Linked DNA regions of Homo sapiens: region 1 is linked to region 2. Evidence: chromatin loops called from intact Hi-C (ENCODE). Cell type or tissue: PC-3. All regions are shown on one strand. Region 1 has its middle 120 kb from the start of LINC00299. Region 2 has its middle 83 kb from the start of LINC01814.

The links. Peaks named below come from ENCODE experiments on the same cell type or tissue, not always from the same donor. Only the 100,000 strongest peaks of a DNase experiment are listed, where the experiment ranks them.
Region 1: a loop joins it to region 2, with 5 times the contacts of the local background. A loop is called at or near these places in 2 of 110 quality-filtered maps.

The regions. Positions count from the first base shown.
Region 1 is chr2:8,446,656-8,449,155 of GRCh38, forward strand. No RefSeq gene overlaps it. Among named protein-coding and RNA genes, the nearest start is that of LINC00299, 120 kb to the left of the region's middle. RefSeq lists an enhancer at 445-1,644. In PC-3, no CTCF peak of the experiment used is centred here; DNase peaks (open chromatin) are centred at 276 and 1,186; H3K27ac peaks cover 2,127 bases.
Region 2 is chr2:8,499,517-8,502,016 of GRCh38, forward strand. No RefSeq gene overlaps it. Among named protein-coding and RNA genes, the nearest start is that of LINC01814, 83 kb to the right of the region's middle. In PC-3, no CTCF peak of the experiment used is centred here; a DNase peak (open chromatin) is centred at 1,275; H3K4me3 peaks cover 365 bases; H3K27ac peaks cover 577 bases.

The DNA of each region.
Region 1 (2,500 bases), 53 kb before region 2:
TTGATGATATGCTAAACAAGGGGTGGATTATTCATGCCTCCCCTTTTTGGACCAGATAGGGTAACTTCCTGACATTGCCACGGCATTTGTAAACTGTCATGGCGCTGGTGGGAGTGTAGCAGTGAGGACGACCAGAGATCACTCTCATCACCATCTTGGTTTTGGTGCGTTTTGGCCAGCTTCTTTACTGCAACTTGTTTTATCAGCAAGGTCTTTGTGACCTGTATCTTGTGCCAAATTCCTATCTCATCCTGTGACTTAGAATGCCTTAACCTTCTGGGAATGCAGCCCAGTATGTCTCAGCCACATTTTACCCAGCTCCTATTCAAGATGGAGTTGCTCTGGTTCAAACACCTCTGACACTTACAAAGGTATGACCTTTAGCCAATTGCTTAAGCACTGTCAGGCTCAAATTCCTCCTCTGTCAAATGGGAACAACAGCACCTAGCTCACCTGATCACTGGGGAATTAAAAGGTCTCAGGAACACAAAACACTCCACATAGTGCCTGGTCTGTTGTCAATATTTGATAAATGCCACTTAATGATAATAGTGATTATAATAAGGCTAGCAGTAATATTAAACCATAACAATCATGTTGAAGGGGAAGATGGACTGAGGGAAAGAAATATCCCTGTGGGAATTCAAGTCAGGAAACAAAAAAGTAGCTGTTCTTGAGCTCGTTCAAGTAATACATGCAAAATAAAAGACAAATTATCAAAGTAAAAGGTTAATGGGGATTATTCCTGAGTGGTAGAATTATGCTGATTTTCTTTTCTTTTGGATTCTCTGTATGTAAAACTTTCTACAAAGAAAGTATTTTACTTTACTAATTAAGAGATAATTTTTTTTTTTAATTCCTCCCTTAGGTGACCGCAGTTCACAGAATTTCAGAACCGGAAGACACTTTAAGTACCATCTACTCCAACCTCATCACTCTACTGATGAAGAACCAGAGCATCCAGAATGGAGTGCTGTCCCCACTGGATCCTGCAGGGAAGGACCCCCAGAGCCCAGGGGTCCCCACAGCCTCACAATGTAATTGGAATTAGACTCAAGGCACAGTCATCTGGGCATCTCCAAGGACTAGATCTTGGTTCTCTCCTTTTATCCCAGATATGTGTCATAGTGCCTGGCACATGGTAGGATGGCAGTAAATATTTGTTGAATGAATACACATATGAATATGAGTCACTTGTGCTCCCATAAGCGTTAGAAGACAAGCAAACAGCTCTGAAAGCAGCAGTTAGTCTCCTGGGGGTATCTGAGAAAGCTTCCTAGGAAGGAAATAGCAAAATCAGGTCCCAGAAGGTGAGTTCAAGTGAGTTCTGTCAGAAGCGTCTGAACCAGAGTGACTCCATCTTGAATACAGGCTGGGTAAAGTGAGGCTGAGACCTGCTGGGCTGCATTCCCAGAAGGTTAGGCATTCTAAGTCACAGGATGAGACAGAAGGGTGGCACAAGACACAAGTCACAAAGACCCCACTGATAAAACAGGATGTGGTAAAGAAGCTGGCCGAAACCCACCAAAACCAAGACAGTCATCCTCAATGCTCATTATATGCCATTATAAAGCATCGCATGCTAAAAGACACTCCCACCAGTGCCATGACCATTTACAAATGCCATGGCAATGTCTGGAAGTTACCCTACATGGTCCAAAGGGAAGAGGAACCCTCAGTTTCAGGAAATCCCCACCACTTTCCAGGAAAACTCACCAACAATCCATTGTTTCCCATATGATCAAGAAATAACTATTAAAATCGCCAACCAGCAGCCCTCAGGGCTACTCTGTCTAGGGTACTCCATTCTTTTATTTCTTTGCTTCTCTGATAAACTGCTTTCACTTTACTCTGTGGACTTGCCCCAAATTATTTCTTGCATAGGATCCAAGAACCCTCTCTTGGGGTCTAGATCAGGACCCCTTTCCGGTAACAGTTCCAGACCAAGCAAACAGCCATGGAATGAAAACACACTTGGAGTTTGGGGAAGAGGCTACCATCCTCATCTGGCAAAACCTAAGGTCTGTGCAGGAAAAGGTGCATGCAAAGAAGCAGGAAAGGAGAAGTGGCCAGAATGGACTTCCATTCTTTCATTTATTTCTAGGCCACCTTCCAGGCCAGCTGGTTATTTGTGAGAATGACATAAAATACATTGCTAATAGCTGAAAATGGTTTAATGTTTTTGTTTTTTTTCTGTGCAGGTAACATTTTCATTTTCACCCCCAGGGCCTCTCTGACTTCACCCCTCCTCAGGAGAGAATTGCAGGTAATTAGGGCTGTCAGCGGGAGGGATCTCAGGGTGGGATCAAATCACCTCCCCTGACAGCTGACTTCCCCACCTGCCAACAGCCCACCAGGGAGACCATAAAAGATAACCCCACACACGCCCTGCCAGCAAGCACCCAACCCAGCCCAGTCCCACCCTCTCCAACAAACATGCTCCGGGGGACAATTTTATGATGGATTTTTTTCATTTAAAGCTAATCACATTATCCATTTC
Region 2 (2,500 bases):
AGTCATGATCGCTAATTTGTGGGCTGCTCCTAGGAACTAAATGTCATCCTGCAAGCCCAGTGCATGGCACATAGTAAGTGATCAATATACTGTAGCTATTGATGCTCTTTTCTGTTGATACTCGTGCGATCTCTGCTGCCTACACATTTGTGTGGAGTGTGAAGTGGAAAGCCAAAAGAACAGGAGAGAGGAAAGCCAACTGGCGTCCTGCGCTTGACAGCACAGACCCCAGTGAGGCAGCCCTTCTTATGCTGGAAGGGGCCCCGGTCACATCACACGCTGCCTTGGGAAAGCATTGTTCCTATCACATGAGCCAGGTGAGAGGGGAGGAGAACACACAGGAGCAGCCACGCAGTTTCCTTCGGGAAATTAACAAGCGCTTCACAGTCTCTGCATAGCCATAAAAGAACCTCTGCAATCCCCTTCGGACCTGTGAGCTGCCAGAGGGGTCTTCTTGAGCCTCGGGGCTCATGGCTGGCCTCAGCCTCCAGAAGTAGAACTTGATGCCCTTGGGCCAGCTGGCTTCTGGTTTCCCCAAGGCACCAGCCCTCTGTACTCCTCAGATCCCGCTGCTGCCATGTGACAGCTTCAGGAGCCAGGCCTCACCTCCCTCCCAATTAGTTCATTGTGGGAAGGCCCCTGACACAAACAGGGATCCCATGCTACTGTCCTTTGCTCAGCACATCCCTTAAATGTGGCCCCCATGTGCCCCGAACCTTTAAGAGAAGCTGGGGCTGGCTGTCTCTGTGCTCCCTAGCGCCCAGCACCCTCTGTCCCAGCCCTCACACAACTACATCATCACCACTCCCTCACTCTGATGTCCCCTCCTAGGCCTAGAAGGCCCTAAGAGCAGGAGTTGCATTTTCTAATCCACGTATTCTAACCAATGTAGATGCTGGATAAATGAGTGAAAGAACACAGGGAGGGAAGGCAAGGAGGGAAGGAGGGAGGGTGAAATGAAATAGAGGTTCCTAGAAGGTGGATCGCCTTTCTGCCTGTGATCTCTGCTCGTCTTGTTCCTGTCTGTTGCTGAGTCCTTGCCAACCAAGCGCTGCAATTCACCACCTGCGTACCCTTCTTTTCCTCTACAACTGAGGGAAGAGACTTGTTAGGATAGTTCTGACCTAGTGTATTTAACCAGAGAAAGAAATTACCTCTCACTTCCAAGTGTTTCTTGACATAATCCTTTGGCAAACAGTTTGTTAGAAGCCACGAGTAACAGAACAGCGAGCCTGTGTACTCAGGCTGTTGAGCAAACCTTGACCTGAGTCACTAGAACTGGAAGACAGTTCCAGTTTTTTGAATGTGAGCAGCTGTAGCTCAAATTTCAGCAGGCTAGAGGAGGTGGGCAGGAACATCAAAACATGGGATTCTTAGGACTAAACTCCTAAGTCCCAGGTACTGAGAACCTGAGCCGCAGGTAGTACACACCTGAGTGCCAGGTAATGCAGGTGACGCACACCTGAGCCCCAGGTAATGCAGGTGACGCACACCTGAGCCCCAGGTAGTACAGATGATAATGCACACTTCAGCCACGGGTAGCAAAGGCAGTTCACAACTGAACCCCAGGATACTGTACACCTGAGTCCCAAGTGTTGTAACCCTGAGTCTCTGGGTGCTGTGCCCCTGGCTGCCAGGGGTCTATACCTCTTGAGTCCTGGGGTGCTGCAGGCTTGATGCCTACCGGATAGTAAGTCATTTCACCAGAGAACCCACACTTCAGAGTCTGACAGTCCGAGACGCACTGTCACAACTCTTGCTCATGTGATTCTCACCACAGTCCTGTGAGCTATTGCCATCACTTCCACTTTACATAAGGGGAAACGGAGGCCCAGGGAACTTAAGCAGCTTACCCAACAGCACCTGTAAGGGGCTGACAGCGCCAGGACATCAGTCCAGGCCTTTGGATTCCAGACCTCACATTCTGCCTGCCTGAGCCACTCACTCATCCTGCTGATGAGAATATAAGTCGGCACACACTTTGAAAAGGCGCTTATAGCCATGTATAGCCAAAGGACTTGAAGTAAATATGTTCAGTACTTTGACCTGTTAAGTACCTTCTGGGAAGCCATCCAAATGAAATACCCCAGAATATGGGGAAAAAAACCTTTCTACACAAAGATGTTCATTGCTTTATTACTTATTGAGAATATACTATATTCTAAAAACTTGCAAATTGTCTAAAATATTCAACAACAGGAAAGTGGCAAGTACATTAAAATATGTACATTAAACTATGCATTTATTTAAAAGACGCTATTTAGAAAAATACAGTAAAAATGTGGGAAAATAGATTAAAACTTTAAATGAGGACAGGAGGCTGCAAACCTGGATGTATACTATTATTCAAATATATATTATTATTCTACAAATTTATTTAAAACCATTTATTGAGCACCATCTGCATACCAAATGCACTCTACAGGTATTAAGGATAAAATGGAAAATGAAAAAAAAAAACTTAGACTCTATCTACTGAAGCCTACAATCAATGGGTAAT